Regions from separate parts of the Homo sapiens genome. Here region 1 is linked to region 2. Evidence: chromatin loops called from intact Hi-C (ENCODE). Cell type or tissue: Caco-2. All regions are shown on one strand. Each heading gives the region's core, and the rest is flanking DNA. Links, peaks and the distances in the headings are about the cores only. Region 1 overlaps TRABD2B (TraB domain containing 2B). Region 2 overlaps LINC02794 (long intergenic non-protein coding RNA 2794).

Region 1 (10,405 bases), core at 1,430-9,429, 150 kb before region 2:
GGCATTACTTTAAACTCTTTATGCATATTAATTTATTTGATGCTTGTAACAACCTAGGAGGCAGATACTATTATTACACTTATTTTACAGTTGAAGTAACGGAAGCAGAGGAGGCTTAGGAACTTGCTCTACACAGGAAGACTGGTAGGGGCCTGAGCTGGGATTTGAATGAGGCTGGCAATGTGAGAGCTCATGCTTCTTACTTGCTATACCCAAGCATTTACTGATTCGTCATTTCTAAGTATTTTAGTTGTTACTGGATTTTTCTTTTCTATTTTGAAAGCCTAAACCCAAACGTACTTGAATCCAAAAGAAGAGCACAGGCTTTGAAGTCAGGGAACAGTGGGTTCAAAGTCCAATCATTTGGTTATTCTGAGCCTTTAGAAAAGTTTCTTCCTCTCTCTGAGCCTTGGTTCCCCAATTTAAAAAAATGGGGATAACACTGGTTACTCCAGAACGGGGTTCTGAAGATTCAACGAGGACACGCACACGCAATCCCCACTCAAGGACATGGCACATGACTAGTGTTTAATCCATGTTAGGGTCCTTCCATTTTTGGCACGAAATTTCACATGTGTGTGAAAGATGCCAATGTTCCCCCACAGGTAAACTGTAAAATGTAATTAATATCAAGTTATAAAGTGATTATTGAGCTTCTACGTCCCATTATTACAAGTCAATATTGTGCACTTTCAGCCTTCATGGAGAAAGGAGGTTGAAAAAAGCACAAATAATCTCAAACAAAAAACAAATGCAAGCTCATTTCATTGGTTCTACACCCTAATGCAAGACCTTAGTTCCACAAAGATCACAGAAATCAGAGTCCAATTCTTCATTACAGATGGGGAAACAGAGGTCCTTAGAAGGACAGGGTCATATATTCAGCTACTGGAAGAGACACCCCCACTCACGCTAGAACTTATTCTCCTGACTCCAGCCTGGTGTGCTGGCACCACAAGAGGAATGCACATTTGCAACCTCTGCCTCAAAAAAGCAAAACAAAAACACAATGTAGAAAATTTCACTGTCTCTCTCTTTTCCAACTATACGTGAGATGCATCCAGAAAACACACACACACACACACACACACACACACACACACACACACAGAACACAATGGAAAGAAACATCAGCTGCAATTTATGAGATATGCCTTCAAATAGAATTTACTGGAACTCAACCATGAGCATTTACCACACACCTACTGCCTGCCAGGCCCCATGCTTGTTGCTTTACACACATTATGTCTTCTAATCAATGCTGACAATAGTCATCTGAGATTCAGCCAGACACTCAACTAATCATTTCTGCAACCTAATATATGCTATGCACTGTCATGAGCAATAACCAGGGCCAGGGGCCATCAAGGGAGGCTTCCCAGACCTGAGGCTTGGCAAAGCCTTAAAGGAGGAAGCTACCTGGGGAATAAAGGATGATGCTGCAGGACACGGGAGTGCATGAGCCCAGGAATGGAGGGGCCACAGAACATGAAATTCTCAGGGGTGTGGAGAGAGGGAGCAGGGGGAATGGCAGAAGAGTTGGATCCAGCTAGGTCCTATGAAAAGAGAGCAACCTTGGCACTGAGCTGTGAATGGTGGGAACTCTGGATGGTGGTTCTCAAGAAATATTTGTTGAATGAATAAATAAATGTATGAATTCAGAGCCAGTGGAGAATGAAGTAAAGACCAATGGGAAAAAAGAAATAACCATTAGGAAGTGTCTCAGGGAACAGAAGCCAAGACAGAGTCAGAGGTGCAAGCAACTCACTGGGAGTAATGCTTACGAAAGGCAAAGGACAGAAGAAGCACAAGTAGGCAAGGAAAAAGTTGACTGTAGTGCAGGCCAGACATGGTGAAAAGAGCAGGTGGAGGAAGGAAGAAGGATCAGGTAGGAAGTGCTGCAGACTGAAGCCCCTCTACACATTTCTCAGCCTGCCCAACAAGAAGCTCCGGTGCAAAAATTGTCCATACAGGAGTTTGGGCAGAAATGGTCAGGCTTGACTGTTAGCTGGAAGTCTGCCACTTCTCTCTACTCCCTGGCAGCAGACTCTTCCCGAAGGCAGATGTAAGCAGCTCACGGACATGGCTACCACAGTAGAAGATGTGATAAGCAGGCTGATTCCAGAACACCAAGGAGGAAATAGCCAGCTCTGTCCTGGGCAAACTTCCCGGGAGGGAACATCTCAGAGGAGATTTGGAGGTTGAGAACAAACACTCATTAGATAGAAAAAAGGGGGCTACAATTCTTGGAGTAGAAAATGAACCCCCAAAGGCACTGATGCGGGGACAAGTCTGAAATGTGCTGCAGGACATGTAGTTCAGTGATTCTGGAGCTTAGGAAGGGCTGGGGAAGTTGGGGGTGGGTGGGGAACAGATCTCCAAGGGCTGTGTATGCCACGGGACTGATTCAGACTTCACGGCCCAGGCAATGGGGAGCTCTGAAAGAAGGAGTTGTGTGTGCATTTCTGTTTTAGATCTCTGTAGCAGCACTTGGAGATAGTGAAAGGGCAGGAAGGCAGGGAAGCAATGTTGCCATGTTCCAGGGAGACGATGAGCCCCCAGGCACATCTTGGATTGGACATGGATGTAGCCGTAGCTCTGAGCTCTGAAACTAGTCTAAGGGAAAGAGGCTTCAGGAAGGATTTTACCAGGTCCAACAAACATTTGCATGCTTTCTGCCTGTGTTACAGACCTTAAAGCTTTACTAGCCTGCTCTCAGAGCTTTCATGGTTTTCATTATTAAAAAATAATTTACATATAATAAATGCACCTTTTTTTGGTGTATGGTTCTGTGAGTTTTGATGAACATGTACAGTCATGTAACCACCCAAATTGAGATATAAAACAGTTCCAACACTCCAAAGAATTCGTGTCCCTCTGTAGTAAACCCTCCCTCCTCCTCAGTCCCTGACAATCACTGATGTTTTCTGTCTCTATAGTTTTTCCTTTTCCAGAATGTCATATAAATGAATCATTTTTCGGTCTGACTTCTTTTCATTCAGCACCATGCATTTGAGATTCATCAATGTTGGGCCTGTATCAGTAGTTTTTTTCCTTTTGTTGCTGAGCAGTATTTCATTATTTGGATACACCACAGTGTGTTGTATTGTCTCCCCAGTTTAGGGATATTTGGGTTGTTTAAATTTGGGGTAGCTACAAAGAAAGCCACTATAAACATTTCTGTGTGAACAGAGGTTTTGATTTCACTTGGTTAAATACCTGCAAGTGGGATTTCTGGATGTGGTAAGTGTATGTTTAATGTTATAAAAACTGCAAAACTGATTTCCAGAGTGGTTGTACCATTTTGCATTCCCAGCCACAATGTACAAGATTTGTAATAGCTCCTTAATCTCATCAACCCTTGCTATTATCGGTTTTAATTGTAGCCACTGGATTAACTGTACTGTAGTACTCCACTGTACTTTTACTTTGCATTTTTCTAATGACTAAACATGTTAAGCATCTTTTATTATGGTACTTACTTGCCATTCATATATCTTCTTTTGAGAAGTGTTCAAATCTTTTGCTTATTTAAAAAATTGTATTTGTTTTCTTATCATTTAGTTTTGAGCATTCTTTATATATTCTAAAGACAAGTTCTTTATCAGATATGTAATTTGCTTTGTCTCTGATCTTAGGGGAAAGTATTTTATTTTCACCATTATATATGATATTGCTTGTAGGTTTTTTGTAAATGTTCTTTATCAGATAAAGTTCTCTTCTAGTCCTAGTTTACTGAGAGTTTTTATCATGAGCAATATTGAATTTTGTCAAAGGCCTTTTCTGCATCTAATGAGATGATCATATGGGTTTTTCTTCTTTAGTCTACTGATTTAAGAAATTACATTGATTGATTTTTGAACATTAAACCAGCCTTGTATTCCCAGGATAATTCCTGGGTCATATTGTATTATCCTTTTTATATTTTGCTGGATTTGAATGACTAATAATTTTGTTGAGAGTTTTTGCATCAATTTAATGACACAAGGGGTTTTGGTCTATAGTTCTCTTATAATTTCTTGGCCTTGTTTTGGTATCAGGATAGTCCTGGCCTTATAAAGCTGGGAAGTGAGTTAGGAAGTGTTCCCTCCTCTACCCTCTCAAAATTTTATATTTTGTCCTTTCACTATTCTTTGTAGTCTTTTTCATCTGTGTTACTAGTTTTGCTAATTCAGTTTGCTTCAGAGACTCAATTGTGCTACACACAATAGCTCAAGGTGATGAAAAAAGACAAGTAAGACTAGGTTTTTTTTTTTTCCATATGGAGGTAAAGAGAAATAATAATAATAGGTACCTACCCTTTATTGAGCTCCTGGTCTTTTCCATGCATTTTACTCATATGAACACCAAACCTTTGTTGCAACCCTGTTATGCCAGCTTTAAGCATTTTAAGGATGAGAAAGTTTAGGCTTAGAAGAGGGAAGTAGCCTGTCTAAAGTCACATTATTCTCAAAAGCAAGAGCTGTGGTTTGAAGCCTGGTTCAAAGCTTATGTTCTTCCCACCTTATTTTGTCATCTCTACTAATGCTTATGAACACCTACTAAGTGCCATCTATTTTAAATCTTTTATTTCTTGTCACTGTTAATCACTGCAACTTTATGAGATTTGTGCTACTTTCTCCCACGTTAACAGCAAGGAAATTAAGATTCAGAAAGGCCAAGGACCTCACCCAAGGTTGGTCAACACTGTTAGGCACCAAACACCCAGGAGTGATGGGGCAGGAGGTAATTAGCATAATGGCGTCATTAACACATACAATATATAACTCATACAAAGCAGCTTTGCAGAGTGCCACAACTGAGGCATAAACAGAGAGGCTGAAGGCAAGGAAGAGATTAATTATGACTTGGGCACTCCTAGAAAGTGTACAGGAAAGAGGTCAAGCAGCCAAGACCAGAAGACATGGTTGGAGGAGTTCGGGCGTCAATTGAGTTAAAAATCTTGGTAAACAGCAAAGGATGGCCATGGCCCATAGAGTGAATAAAAGCCAAAACAAGGAGGTCATGCAGCTAGATTTTCCAGTGTCATGACGCTGATGCTGAGCAGAGCTGACATGCACTAACACAGGAATAGCTCACATCTGCAGAGCACTTGCCTTCCAACACATTATCTCCCGCAGCTCACAGGGTGATTACCCGCACTTTATAGGTGAGGAAACCGAGGCTCAGAGGGTAAAGCCCCTGCTGGTGACTATACACAACCTATCAGAAGCTCCAGGCCTAGACCTGATTCCTAGTCCAGTACTCCTTAAGACAGAAAGTCAAGCACAGAGCAGCCCAGGTGTCATGAATCTGAATGAAGCCAGATAAGTACCCCAAAAGGCTCTGAGACTTTTGGTGACATGGACTCTTAAATCTGTGGCAACAAAAATTCTGGAATTTGGGGGGCCGTGGGCTTTGGAATCTTGAGGTCAAAAGGTCTGAAATTCTAATGACGCAGGCCGTAAAATCTTAGGGTCAAAGATTCCAAAATAGTGCTAATAGGCTCTGGGACAGTGGGGATAGAGAGACTTGGGCATGTAGGCAAAGGTGCTGTTATCCTGAGGGCATATCCTGAGTGATGGCTTGCCAGGGATGTCCTTTAGGGGGAGCAGACAGACCAGCTAAAGGCCAATAAGCAAAATGGCTTTGCAAAAGGTACAAGGAGTCTAGTCAAACATTAAACTTCCCAATCAGGCCGGAACTGTCACCCCAGCAAACCTGCTGTGCTTAGAGCACCTGGTGGTAAACACACCTATCTCAGGTTGTTAACTTTTTACCTCTTCTTGCCCCTGGAGACAGGAGACAAAAGACAGGAGTTGAGGGTCGAGTACAGCCTTCAGATTTAAACCTCGAATGTCTAGACCTCCCTATCTCTTTCCAACCCTTTAGGTTTAAAAAATCAGACCATATTTTCATTTTCAAGAGAATGAGGGAGAGGAAATGCAGCTCCAAGACCTCACCCCAAATTCTTTTCTTTGCACTTGGTTTATTGAGAAGAATACAAAATTCTTACCCCTCCATAAGCTTCTAAGACCGTCCCAAGTGACAAATAAGATGACCTTTCTCTCTCCTTAACCTCAGTATTCCTCCTTCAAAATTTCAAGATGTTTCCCTTCCACTTAGTTCCTTACACCCGCCACTTCTGTGCATCTGAATCATCTCTCTCACCACCCTCTCGCCAAGCCTCCTCATCACCCCTCTCTCACTTTTAGTCTCCATCTTTCTGTCCCTACATTTCCAGCTCCCATGACTTTGCTAAGTTTTTAAATTAAATCCTCATGACAAATCTATAAGACTAATACACTGACATTAACCATATTTTATAAATAAGAAAACTGAGGTTCAAGGGGGTTACGTGACTAACATAAGGGCACACGGGTTGTAAATGTCAGAGCTGAGTTCAAACAATAACTTTAATGCTATTACTAATAATAGTAAAATTGCTAATACATAGTAAGAGTAACTGCAATTAATGCTACTATGATGCATGCTGTGGGACAGACACTATTCTAAGCACTTTTAAAATATTAAAGTAATTTTTGAGGGTGATATGGCTATTATTATTCTCATTTTACAGATGAGGAAACTGAGGCCCAGAGAGCTGAGTAAATTGCCCAAAGTCTCAAAGTTCTGTTTGACTCTGAAGCCTGTGAAGCCTGGTCACTTCCCTGCCCAACTCTATTGGCCTCTCCCATCAGTCCACTCTATGATTGTATTTTCTTTTCTTTCTTTTTTTTTTTTTTTTTTTTTTTTGAGACAGGGTCTCACTCTGTCACCCAGACTGGAGTGCAGTGGTGCGATCTTGTCTCACTGCAACCTCTGCCTCCCGGGTTCAAGTGATTCTCCTGCCTCAGCCTTCCAGGTAGCTGGGATTACAGGTGCGTGCCACCATGGCCAGCTAATATTTGTATTTTTAGTAGAGACAAGGTTTCACTATGTTGGCCAGGCTGGTCTTGATCTCCTCACCTCAAATGATCCACCCGCCTCATCCTCCCAAAGTGCTGGGATTACAGGTGTGAGCCACTGTGCCCAGCCTATGATTGTACTTTCTAGGCTATGGTTCTTCGGATCTGTGTCCCCAAGGTCCCAGAAACTTTCTAGAGAAAATAATACATTTTTCTGAGAAAAAGTCCCTGAAAATCAAGACACAACATTTCAGATTTCATTCATTCATTCACTCATTCAAAAAATAAACATATTTACCAAGCTCCTAGGATGTACCAGGCATGGAGCCTACATTCCAGTGGGAGAGACAAAACTATAAGAAGGAGGCAACTAAGTGCCAAGATTTCAGGAAGTGACAAATGGTGTAAAGAAAGGAGAGAGAGGTAGGCGGGGCACAGTGGCTCACGCCTGTAATCCCAGCACTTTGGGAGGCCAAGGCAGACGGATCACGAGGTCAGGAGATCGAGACCATCCTGGCTAACACTGTGAAACCCCATCTCTACTAAAAATACAAAAAAATTAGCCGGGTGTGTGGTGGGCGCCTGTAGTCCCAGCTACTCGGGAGGCTGAAGCAGGAGAATGGTGTGAACCTGGGAGACAGAGCTTGCAGTGAGCCGAGATCGGGCCACTGCACTCCAGCTTGGGCGATAGAGCAAGACTCCGTCTCAAAAGAAAAAAAAAATAATAATAAAAAGAAAGAAGAGAGAGGTAAGGTGTTCAGAAGCATGGGCAGCAGGAAATCATGCAAATCTAATGGACCCTTTATCTGTCCAGGACCAGCCACATACACACATCAGAAGAGAGCTCTGTGCAGATGAGCTCAAGTATAAAGGCCCAAGACAGAAATGAGTTTGATGAGCTGAAGAAACAGCAAAGTTAGAATGAGATCAGAATGGGAAAAGACAAGGGAGATGATGAAGCTGGAGAGGCAGACAGAGAGCACAGAAGGAAAACAGGGGCCAGGGGATGGCTCTGGATTATTCCACATGTGAAGAATGGCTTCAGCCAAGTCACAAGGGAAGTGAGAAGAGATGGCTGCAGACAAGCAAACAAGGAATGCTGAGCTCACCAACAGAGGCTGCCTCGGTCACTCTCAGCCTCTGCTGATTCACTCGTCTTTGCCTCTACCAGAGTGGTGGAAAAATGTGTCCCCAAATTTTCAGCCACCAACACCTCCCTATGTGAACTTGGCAAGTCGCTCAGCCCCTTGATGTCTCCTTTATTTTTTATCTGCAAAAAGGCAATGGAAACTCCACTGGCAGTGGTGAGGGGGCACTGGTGGGAAGGGTACTGATGCTCACCTGGGACCTGAACCCTTGGGCCTGCTTCCAGTAGAGAAGAGGGTTTCATTTCCGTGGGCACAGTGCCCCACACAGAGCAGGCCTTCAATGCATTTTTATGAACTAAATGTCCCAAACAGAGATCTGGAGGTCACAGGGGCATGGTGGTCCCAAAAGTCCTGCAGGGCATGGTAAGCCAGGCTGGACTGATGGGCTGAGACTTCAGGCGTCGACTCTCCTTTCCTCCCCAGCGCCAAGCCAAGCGGGCAGCAGCAGGCCCACTGCACCAGAGGCAGACAGGCAGGCGGGCAGGCAGGGGCGAGTCATCGGGCACATGGAGAAAGGAGGGCATTGTCTGCTGAAACCCAACCAAGGGGCCAGGGCCACAATGCGGGGGATTCTTTTGGGAGAAACAGACATGGCTTTCTTTCCACCAACTGCTGCTTAAACAGCCCACTGGATTTGATTCTATCCCATTTCACCCCAAACAAATGATAAATAAATAAACCTTGGTGAGCTCAGAGCACTGGAGCCAGGACCCTGAGCCTAGAACAGACTGGATGCCGTCCTCCCAGGGCCAGGGAGTTCCTTTGTCAGGTGGGCCCGCCTACACTCCTGCTGCCAGGTATGTGGGTGAGTTTGCAGAGGGGCAGGCTCCAGGCTAGGCTGCTGCGGCCTGAGGAAGTCCCTCCAGATGTGGGGCACAGCTGGTTGGCTGTGCCATCTCATACCCAAGGTAGAGAGGGTGGGGCAGCAGAGGAAAAGATGGGGGCCTGGCTGCAGGGAAGCAGGCTGAGCAGTCCCTAGTAGCCCGGTGTCCTCTGACCCCTCACCTTGGTCCAGAGGCTTGGTCTGGAGAGACCATCTGCACAGTCCTCTGAAACTCTCAGTGAGGTGACAGCAGTGGCCCATGCTTCTCCCCACTTTATATACTAGGGAACAAGTCCCAAAAGTGATGTGCCCCGCTCAATGTCACAAAGTGAGATAATCACAGAATGCCAGAGGTTCCCTCCCGTGTCCTTTTTTTCTAGATGGTCAAACTGAGGCATAAAGCAGTCAAAGGCATTGCCTGATCCCATAGGAGCTGGGAGTTCTGACCCCTGCATCGCTCAGCACCCTCAGTGCCCTGAAGAGGGAGCAGCGACTTCTATTGCAGAAGCCTTCTTCTGACCCAAAGCTTCCTCCCTGGCACTCACTGCAGTTGGGAGAAGTAAGCTACAGCCTCACCTAAAGGAGCCAGGCATTATGCCATGTGCCACACTCCAAGGCACCTACAGTCTGAGGCCCCCTCCATGTCAGGTTCCCATCCTGCCCCTGGTTCTTTGCTCCTGTTGAGCTCCTATCCTGCTTTCCTTCCTACCTGTCCAAATGTGCTCCTTCATTGAGGCCCCAGGTACATCTCCTCCAGGAATCCTCCCTTGCTCCCTCCTGCCTCTGCTCATCTAGCCCTTCTTACAGCCTCTGCTGCCCATTCTGATAGCTGGGCTCCACTAAGACCCTGAGCAGACATCTGGTGGCCTTTAGATAAGGTGCAGAGGGCAGCCAAGCCCACAATGGCCACAAACAGAAGAATGCCAGGCTACTTCAGGCCTCCAGTCCCATCTGCTGACTGCTGTTCTCTGTATCTAAGACACCCTTTCTGCTCTTTGTATGGCAGTTCCTAATCCTCCAGGACTCCTTCCCTGACACTCGAAGGCCTCGAGCACACCTCTCCCTCTGTCTCAGCACCTGTCACCCACTCCTGGACTCACATGTGTCTGTCTATCTCTCCCACTAGACTGTGTGTCCCTCAAGGGCGTAATACATTGTGCAGAGAGAAGGGCCACCCAGGGCTCCTGTGACCCAGGCCCTCCTTGACTTATACAGTATTTACTGAACACCAAATGAGCAAAATGAACTATCCCCAGTCTTACAGAACTACTCTCCCACATGACCTGTCTCCTGGAGGACACCGAGGCCTCCCCAAGGGCAGGTCCAGTCTCTTTCTCTTCTGGGTCTTCTCGACTATCAGCTCCCAGAGGAAGGTGCGGGTCTCCTCTTGCCCTGTCTTTTGGGACAGCCGCACTCTGCTGTGACAGAAAAGGGACTCTGCCTGGCTGGCATCTCTGGCCCCAGGTTCTGGTCCAATCCATGGGGCAACTCAGCAATCCCTAGCTACCATTAGGGGAACATTTGCTTGGGGGAACATTTGCTTTAAT
Region 2 (10,405 bases), core at 1,242-9,241:
GGTATTGTCATTATCGGGGTTCAGTGTCAGGGTAAAGCTGGCATCAAATAATGAGTTGGCGGGCATTCCTTCTTCAGTTTTCTGGAAGAGTTTGTGTAGAATTAGTGTTATTTCTTCTTTTAATGTTTGGGATAATTCACTAGTGAAGAAACTAGAGTTTTCTTCATTAGTGGGAAAGTTTTTTTTGTCTGTAAGTTCTATTTTATTAGTAGAGACCCGCTGACTTTCAACCCCTATCGCTTTGGCCCCGGAGCACCCAAGCCACGGTTCACCTACTTCCCCTTCTCCCTGGGCCACCACTCCTGCATCGGTCAGCAGTTTGCTCAGATGGAGGTGAAGGTGGTCATGGCAAAGCTGCTGCAGAGGCTGGAGTTCCAGCTGGTGCCCGGGCCGCGCTTCGGGCTGCAGTAGCAGGCCACGCTCAAGCCACTGGACCCAGAGCTGTGCACCCTGCGGCCCCGCGGCTGGCAGCCTGCAGCCCCACCTCCCCGCTGCTGAGGGGGCCTCCGGGCAGGATGAGACTCCCCGGGCAAGGGCCGTGCTCGTCCACCTCTGCTGTCCACGGCGACCCACCCTTCTCCCCTGCCCTGTCCCCTGGGCCACCCTTCATGCTGGCTTCTAGCGGGCCCTCTGCCGACCGCCTGCTTCACACCCCTCAGCGCTCCCTGTTGCCTGCGGACTCCACGGCCCTTCCTGGACTGGCCCTTGCTCAACTCCCAGCCACCATTGTCCCTACCACTGAACCCTTGCACAGGCCACTTCCTCAGACGAGACAACCTCTCGTTCACTCCCTAAAGCCCTCTTCAGGTGTCACCTCCTCCAAGAAGCCCTCCTCGCCACCCCCAGCCGGGTCAGAGGACCTTCCTCTGTGCTCCCTCGGTCACCTGTGCTACCTCTAACACCACTGACCACACTGTATCGTGAGTGTCCATTGACGTGACCAATTGCCCTGCCAGGCTGTGACGGCCTCAATGGTAGGGGCTGCATGTGATTCGTCTCTGAGCCCCCTGTGCCCACCCAGGGCCCGGCACAGAGTCGATGCTCAATAAATGTGTGTTGACTGCAAAAAACAAAAAACAAACAAACAAACAAACAAACAAAAAAGAAAAAAACAAGTAGATACAGAGATGCTAAGGTTATTTCTTTTTGACTGTGCTTTCATAATTTGTGTTATTTAAAGAATTGGTTTGTTGAGTTGTCAAATTTATAGGTATAAAGTTGCTCATAATATTCTCCTTTTTTTAATATAAGGGAATGTGTGGTAATGGCACCTGTCTCATTCCTAATTTTGTAATTTGTGTCTTTTTTCATATTTTCCCTGATCAACTTGGCTGGAGGTTGGTCAATTCCATTGATCTTAAAAAAATCATCTCTTGGTTTCATTGATTTTTCCCCCTACTGTTGTACTATTTTCTATTCCATTGATTTCTGCACTGAATTTTATTATTTTTTCTTCTGCTGTTTATTTTGCCATTATTTTTAATTGCTATGTCTTCAAGTTAGCCATCCTTCTGCCATGTTTAATATATCCTTAATCCTACTCAGAGTATTTTTCATCTAAAACATTGTAGTTTTCATCTCTAGGTTCTATTTGAGTATTTTTGAAATCATCCATGCCTCTACTTAACTTTTGAACATATAGAGAACAATTATAATAATTATTTTGACATCTTAGCTTGACAATTTTAAATCTGTTTCAGTTCTTGGATGGTTTTGATTGCTTGGTTATTCTCTTTGTGTTTTCTTGCTTCTTTGCATGCTTGGTTATCTTTGATTAGATGCCAGAAATGGTCACTTTTACCTTATTGGGTGGTGGATCTTTTTGATTCTTATAAATCTTCTTGAGCTTTGTTCTGGGATGTGTTAAGTTGCCTGGAAATTGTTTGATCTTCTTGGGTCTTGCTTTTATGATTTATTTGGCATATCTGAGCAGTCTAGGGCTAATTATGCCCCACTACTAAGCAAGATTTTCTGGGGTACTCTACCCAATGCTCATAAAGTATGATTTCATTCAGCTGTCAGAGGGGGGAATATGCAATATTCCCAGCCCCGTGTGAGCATCAGACAATGTTCTTTAATCTTTTCAAATTATTTTTCCTCCATCCTGAAGTGTTACTTCACATGCATGTGCTAATCAGGACTCTGTTGAATATCAGAGGGGGATGCTCTGCAGATAGTCAGGGCTCTTTCTCTGCACATCTCTTTCCTTTTATTACTTTGTCCATCCATGAACTCTAGTCCACTTGGTTTCCCTAACTCGCAGCCTTATTACCTCAGTTCAAGGATCCTACTGGGCTCCTCTCAGACTTTCTTCTCTGTCCCGTAGCCTGCATAGTCTCTGAAGGCAGCAAGCTGGGGCAGTCATAGGGCTTACCTAGTTTGTTTCTTGTCTCTTAGGGAGTAACTATCCTTTGTTGTCTTAGGTCTAGTGTCTTGAAAATGGCGTTTCTGACATTTTATCTTTTTTATTTTGAATGCAGGAGGGTAAATTCAATCCTGGTAACTTAATTGTGGGCAAAAGTGCAAATCTCCTGGCATCCAATTCTTACCATAGATTTCTGATGTCTGGAAGCATGGTGGAGCAACACACTTCTGAAGGGACAGCAGGTGCTGTAGTGAAGTTTTCCACAAAAGAAGAAAATGTTGTGCTCTTTGTCTACCTCACCAACTTCCCTTCAGCCCTTGGGGAGTGTAGAAGACCTCCATGTTCATCAGGGCTCCATTTTAAGGAGAGAACAGAAGTTGGAGGATAAGGTGGGAGTTCTGATTGATGTGGACCAGATAAGGTGACATCTGGCCAAAGAGGAAGCTGGGAGCCACAGACTGCTAATAGGATGAAGGGAGACACAGCTACCCCTCTGTGGGGTCATCAGAGATGGAGGGGGCTGGCATAAAGATGAACATCTGCGTCCAAAACCATATAACTCCATACACCACATCATCTAATAGGAGACCAACATATTGTCAGAGGCCGCCAGCAACAGAGGGAAGCAGGTAAAGCCAGTGTAAGATCAGGAGCCTTTTTCCACCAATGACAAACAGCCACTTATTTAGAGCGATCTCTGTTATTCCTCTTATTTTCCCTTCTTCCCTCAACATGAAAGGCACTAGACCCAGAAAAGAAAGGAGAAAATTAGAAGACAAGACCACAACCTTTTACCACCCTTGGTGTTTTTTTTTTCTTTTTTCTTTTTTTTGACAGTCTCACTCTGTTGCCCAGGTGCTGGAGTGCAGTGGCGTGATCTCGGCTCACTGCAAACTCCGCCTCCCAGGTTCAAGTGATTCTTGTGCCTCAGTCTCCCAAGTAGTTGGGACTACAGACATGCACCACCATGCCCAGCTAATTTTGTATTTTTTTTGTAGTGACAGGGTTTCTCCATGTCCCCTTCCCACTCTCGTAACTTGAGGTACAAGTCTGGCAAACATTGAAGCGAGACGAGGAAGTGCTATTGAAACTGGATATGAGATGGGAGTTGTGAACTAGACCAGACGGGACTTTTGGTAACTGATATCGATGGGAAAGCAATGGGATCTACCTGAAAATATCATTAGAAAATGATACTGACAGATAGGACAAATCATGGTTAACAGTTGTGGCTAGAGTAAACAAGTTGAACTGTTTATACCTATACCGCAATGGATTGAGGCTTCTCAATAAACTGGTTACATCTGATCTGCTAACAACAGCTGCTAAACATTGAAAGGGGTACTGTGCTGACTGCTGTATACACACTATGTCATTTGCTCTTCACAACCTATAGGATGGGCACTAGTTTTTCCCCCTTTTGGCAGATGACAGAAACCGAGGCACAACCAACTTGTCTAAATATAGATTACAGAAATTTCACATGTATCTCTCCAGTTCACAGGAAGTGTCATTCTCCTTAATCACTTTGCTCTTATCCTTGATGTTTTTCCAAACATTTTTGCTGATGTTGAGTGTTTTCCATTTCTCTGAGCTGTGTTGTCAGTCCATCTCCTGATGAAGCAAGGGCAGTTTGAATGCTGAATGGAGGTGGATGAGGAAGGGGAACACTACGTGAAAATATTTGTTTTACACAGATGAAATGTTGGATCAGAACGCACGGAACTACATCCAGGTGAGAGGCATCAAATAAATCACTTAACCTCTTTGTACTTTAGTTTCCTTATATGTTTTTATGGGCATCATGATAGTGCCTACTTCACTGGGCTGGCGCTGGAAATGAAGTGTGATTACAGATGAAGCTGTTAATCAGTGTCTGGCACACGGTCTGCTCTATCCGAGGATTAACCGTGTTTATTATCTGTCCTTTATTACTAGTTAAGTTCTCTTCACCACTGAAAGAAAAAGTCCAAATGAACCCAAACATATGAGTTTATTTTCTCCTCCACATTTTCGCTGCCCCTCCTTCATTACTCTATCCCCATCACCACCCCAAGAAATTAGATCTTTGCATAGCAGAAAACACTTTTCCCATTCATAAGAGAAAGAATGGGACTTTTTTTTTTTTTTTTTTTTTTTTTTTTGCTATTCCAAGAGAGAACCCACATTTGACACTGGATTTCCACCCAATTTTTCTAAGTGCACCTGTGGTTACATTGCTGGAGGTGTCAGTGTGAGGATTTAAGCCCAGCTGTATCTGACAGCTGGTTACCCAGATGAGAAACCCCAGAGTCCTCTTCCACCCTTTGCAGTGAGCTGCCTGGACCTGCAGGATCCCTGCAGTACCTTCTATGTGCACCAGGTGGCAGGTGCTGCATCGGAAACGCAGGTGCGGCAGCTGCACAACTGGTTCTACGGGTGGATCTGAGCACCGGGCTCACCTGGGAGATTTCTAATAATACAAATCCCCAGGCTCCGCCCCTGAGATTTTGACGCCGTGGGTTTGGTGTGGCGGCCTGGCATATGTGTTTTTATAAAGCCCTACAGGTAATTATGATTCAGCTTGGTGCAGGGACCTGCGTTTGGAAGCCGCTGCTTCAGAGTGTTCCAGAGAACGGCAGCCTCACGCAAGCATGAAGCGTTTAACTGTGCAACACAAATCAACAACCTGGGCTCCTAGAATTCAGGGTGAGGTTTCACAGAGTGTCAGAGTTGAAAAGGATCTTGGGGCTCACTGATGAAGCATTAGCGACGAGGAGCCTGAGGCCAGAGGGAACGTGCCACGGACAGCCTGAGCTACAGTGCAGGTCTCCTCCCTCCTCCGCAGCACTGCTGACCACGGCTTTCCGTGGTTATAATACTGTCACTTCCCCGCTAGCCCAAGGATCTGAAAATACTTTTGGTAAGCCACGGGAAGGACCCTCCTCCCTGAGTCAGTACCTTTAACTGCTGTTGGAACAACTCCAAGCCTCAAATAATTCAAAACTGTGTGAAACACGTTTTTGCCTGAATTAGGGTTCACACCGGGTGGCCTTTGTCCAGAGGCCATGTTTATTTATTTATTTATTTATTTTTATTTTATTATTATTACACTTTAAGTTTTAGGGTACATGTGCACAATATGCAGGTTAGTTACATATGTATACATGTGCCATGCTGGTGTGCTGCACCCATTAACTTGTCATTTAGCATTAGGTATAGCTCCTAATGCTATCCCTCCCCTTCCCCCCACCCCACAACAGTCCCCAGAGTATGATGTTCCCCTTCCTGTGTCCATGTGTTCTCATTGTTCAATTCCCACCTATAAGTGAGAACATGCGGTGTTTGGTTTTTTGTCCTTGCCATAGTTTACTGAGAATGATGATTTCCAATTTCATCCACGTCCCTACAAAGGACATGAACTCATCATTTTTTATGGCTGCATAGTATTCCATGGTGTATATGTGCCACATTTTCTTAATCCAGTCTATCATTGTTGGACATTTGGGTTGGTTCCAAGTCTTTGCTATTGTGAATAGTGCCGCAATAAACATATGTGTGCATGTGTCTTTACAGCAGCATGATTTATAGTCCTTTGGGTATATACCCAGTAATGGGATGGCTGGGTCAAATGGTATTTCTAGTTCTAGATCCCTGAGGAATCGCCACACCGACTTCCACAATGGTTGAACTAGTTTACAGTCCCACCAACAGTGTAAAAGTGTTCCTATTTCTTCACATCCTTTCCAGCACCTGTTGTTTCCTGACTTTTTAATGATTGCCATTCTAACTGGTGTGAGATGGTATCTCATTGTGGTTTTGATTTGCATTTCTCTGATGGCCAGTGATGGTGAGCATTTTTTCTTGTGTTTTTTGGCTGCATAAATGTCTTCTTTTGAGAAGTGTCTGTTCATGTCCTTCGCCCACTTTTTAATGGGGTTGTTGTTTTTTCTTGTAAATTTGTTTGAGTTCATTGTAGATTCTGGATATTAGCCCTTTATCAGATGAGTAGGTTGCGAAAATTTTCTCCCGTTTTGAAGGTTGCCTGTTCACTCTGATGGTAGTTTCTTTTGCTGTGCAGAAGCTCTTTAGTTTAATTAGATCCCATTGGTCAATTTTGGCTTTTGTTGCCATTGCTTTTTGTGTTTTAGACATGAAGTCCTTGCCCATGCCTATGTCCTGAATGGTAATGCTTAGGTTTTCTTCTAGGGTTTTTATGGTTTTAGGTCTAACGTTTAAGTCTTTAATCCATCTTGAATTAATTTTTGTATAAGGTGTAAGGAAGGGATCCAGTTTCAGCTTTCTACATATGGCTAGCTAGTTTTCCCAGCACCATTTATTAAATAGGGAATCCTTTCCCCATTTCTTGTTTTTGTCAGGTTTGTCAAAGATCAGATAGTTGTAGATATGCAGCGTTATTTCTGAGGGCTCTGTTCTGTTCCATTGATCTACATCTCTGTTTTAGTACCGGTACCATGCTGTTTTGGTTACTGTAGCCTTGTAGTATAGTTTGAAGTCAGGTAGTGTGATGCCTCCAGCTTTGTTCTTTTGGCTTAGGATTGACTTGCAAATTATGAGTGAACTCCCATTCACAATTGCTTCAAAGAGAATCAAATACCTAGGAATCCAACTTACAAGGGATGTGAAGGACCTCTTCAAGGAGAACTACAAACCACTGCTCAATGAAATAAAAGAGGATACAAACAAATGGAAGAACATTGCATGCTCATGGGTAGGAAGAATCAATATCATGAAAATGGCCATACTGCCCAAGGTAATTCATAGATTCAATGCTATCCCCATCAAGCTACCAATGACTTTCTTCACAGAATTGGAAAAAACTACTTTAAAGTTCATATGGAACCAAAAAAGAGCCCGCATCGCCAAGTCAGAGGCCATGTTTTAATAGCTCTGCAGCGCGGCCTCCCTGCCATCCATGACTGTGGGGATGCTCGCCCCTGTCTCCCAGCCCTGGTGCATCCCCAGCCCCATGCTCCAGTCTTCTCACGGTCCTTGGGCATATCAAAACGTCTCTGAGCCTCCATTTCTTCTCTGTGAGACAGGGGTGAGGATTACTTGAGAAAATGTTCAGCATTTCTGTGTGTAACTGTCGAAAAAAAAAACCAGAGCTTAGTTTTCCTCTGTACTCTGTCTTTCAACACTTTTAATTTGGACTCTAGCTTTGCAGAGGCAAAGGTTCTCAGAAAATCTATAACCGAAACCCCTAACTTTATACTCGAGCAAACTGGGTCCAGAAAGCTGAATGATTTACACAGGGAGTTACTGTGAGAGGAGAATTGGCATGTAGGTGTCCCGATGTCCAACCTTCTGCCCTTTCTTCCGTATCACAATCACGCAGTCCTGGGGCCTCTCCGGTGGAGCCTCTTACTATCATTATTCTGAGTAGTTCTGATGCTAACTGGTGTCTTCCCCTTCCTCCTTTCCTTTCAACAACATTTAGTGAGCACCTGTTTTATCTTGTGCCCTATACTTGGTTTCTGTTAGAGAACCTTGCCTTACCTACTGTAAGTATTAAATACATCTTTGACGGTGGTTTAATTAATCACATTTATTCATATATTTAGTGATAAGCACTTGCTTTGTGCTAAATCCTTTTTAGGGAGGCCGCGAGGAACACAAGGGGAGCAGATAATGACATGGTCCACAACACACTTAAGGAGTTGGCAGAGTTTGGGATCAGGGGATTCTGCGCGTGTGTGGATAATCAGCATTCAGGAGAAGGTGTAGTGCACGTAAGTACTGGTGTGTGCACCGTGGTGGCAGGAGGTCACTTTGGTTTGGGGCTGGAAGGCTGGGAAGTCAGACCCTGCACTTTCTCAGTGTAAACCCTTGATCCCCCTTCTCCTTTAGCCTCTCTCATGACTGGTTCTGCAGGCTTCTGTCCTGGACCTTCTCTTCTCACTCTATGTGGTCTTTCTGGAGCATCATCCATCTTCCTGCCTCAATAATCATCTAATTCTTGATGGCTTCTAAATCTGTATCTCCAGAGGAAAGTGTTTCTCTGAATCTCAGACCTTTACATCCCACTGTTTCCCGAATGTCACTGATTGCATAACCTGTCACTTGTACAGAACTGAACTCCTCTCCCCTCCAATCTGCTTCTCCTCAGTGAGCTCAGAAACCTGGAAGTGGTCCTTGACTCCCCCACTTTTCTTTACTGTTCCACCACCCCAGTAATAATGAGGTTCTTTAAACCCCAGAATCCTGGAAATCTAAACAGCCCTGTCACAGATTCCTTTTTCTCCAACCCACCTTTTCTGCCACTGTCAATCTCTGGGTACAATCAAGATTCACCAGCATTTTTGTAACAACTTTTTACCCAACTGGTCTTCCTATTTTGAGTCATGCTCACCTATGAGTCCTCCAAATTGGACCCAGAGAAGTCTTATATAAAATAAAACAAACAAATGGAGCCCCTCCATCACTTACAGCTCTTAGAGTGTCTTCCCTCTGCTCCTAAACTTCACACTCCTGTAAGTGGCCTCTGCAACCTGTGCTATGGATTGAATTGTGTCCTCCAGAAATGTACATTCAAGCCCTAACTCCTCATACCCCAGAATGTGAGCTTATTTGGGAATGGAGTTGTTGAAATGTAATTAGTAAGATGAGGTCATGCTGGAGTAAGGTGGGCTCTTAATCCAGTATGACTGAAATCTGTATAAAAAGAGGGAAATTTGGACACAGACATAGGAATAGAGGGAGGACAGCCATGGGAAGTGAAGGCAGAGATTGGAATTATGCTGCCACAAGCCAAGGAACACCTGGTGCTGCTTCCAGAAGCTGGAGGAGGCAAGGAAAGGATTCTTCTTTCCAGAAAGGCTTTGGAGGGAGCAAGCCCTTGCCAATACCTTGATTTCGGATCTCCAGCCTCCAGAACTGCGAGACAATACACTTCTGTTGTTTTAAGCCACCCAGTTTGTGGTAATTTGTTATGGCAGCCCTAGTAAATGAACATAAATTGTCATGATCCAAATACCAGGTATCTTTCCAGCCTCCTCTGCAGTCATGTGCCTCAATTCACCCTGTTATCCCAGGCACACTGGATTATGTACAGCTCTTGAAACACACTGTGCACCTGCACGCCTTTGCTCATACTGGTCTCTGGTGGAAGGCTCTTCCTCTTCTCTGTTTGCCCACCTTCTCCACAACTTCTTCCTTCTGCTCCTTCGGCACCAGATATGTGAACAACAATTCTTGTTCTGGCCTCCTTGAGAGCAGGGACTCTGCTTCCCTCTTCTCCATCCCTGTTGCTTTAGCACTGAGCTGACCTAGCATAATGCTGCAAGAATTGATCTGAGTTGGGTCACATGTTCTCCCACAGTTTATGATGTTGCTGGGTGGTGGGATTCAAAATGCTCATTCCTCCCTCCTCACTGGATTTCCAAAGAGGGGTTCACCCTGATTTCACCACCCACTAAAATCTAATTAACCACAGGGCATGAATTCTTCTTGGAAACCTCCAAACTGCCAACTTCTTCTCCCTCATGCTGTTGCCAAGGCTCTCGAGTGGGCTTGAAGGAAGGAAACGTGGACAAAAAGATTTTGCTCGTTTCTTTGAGGCCAATGCCTAATCACTGTCCCTCTTCAAGTGAAAAATGGGGAAAACACTAGCTAACTGTTGTTTAGTGACCCCAACTCCCACCCCTTTAAAATAAACACTCTTTTCAATTAGGAAGATTTGTCACCGGGGACAGTAATTCCATGTCCTACCAAAACAAACACAGTTGTAATTAGTTTTATCCAGGAAGAAAATTAACTCTGTTTATCTTAGCATAATTAATCACTGACCTCTTTCTGTCCGGGCAGCTTCGGGGAGGGCACGGGAGTGGGGGGTTGTGATCTACTGCACAGGGGCGTTCTGGGCTCCATCTATCTCTCGTGTTGGTTACACAGCTGTCTGCGTGAGTTATTTGAATTAATATTCCTAGCCAAGAGTTGTGGAGCTGCCTCAGAGCTAGACTTGGAGAAACCACTAAATAAGGCTATGATTTTATGGCTTCAGTCTGTGGAGAATTTTAGATGAGTACATATCAGATGGGC

The links. Peaks named below come from ENCODE experiments on the same cell type or tissue, not always from the same donor. Only the 100,000 strongest peaks of a DNase experiment are listed, where the experiment ranks them.
Region 1: a loop joins it to region 2, with 10 times the contacts of the local background. A loop is called at or near these places in 3 of 110 quality-filtered maps.

The regions. Positions count from the first base shown.
Region 1 is chr1:47,942,691-47,953,095 of GRCh38, forward strand. The region is part of intron 2 of TRABD2B (TraB domain containing 2B); the gene reads right to left. Among named protein-coding and RNA genes, the nearest start is that of TRABD2B, 49 kb to the right of the region's middle. In Caco-2, for the core only: CTCF peaks have their summits at 5,597 and 5,802; a DNase peak (open chromatin) is centred at 5,631.
Region 2 is chr1:48,089,140-48,099,544 of GRCh38, forward strand. It overlaps LINC02794 (long intergenic non-protein coding RNA 2794), which reads left to right. Exons shown (of 15, transcript XR_007066073.1): 6 at 2,481-2,994; 7 at 3,960-4,100; 8 at 4,905-5,267; 9 at 7,965-8,097. It also overlaps the pseudogene CYP46A4P. Among named protein-coding and RNA genes, the nearest start is that of LINC02794, 45 kb to the left of the region's middle. RefSeq lists an enhancer at 3,367-4,566. In Caco-2, for the core only: a CTCF peak has its summit at 4,759 (motif pointing right); a DNase peak (open chromatin) is centred at 4,752; H3K4me3 peaks cover 486 bases.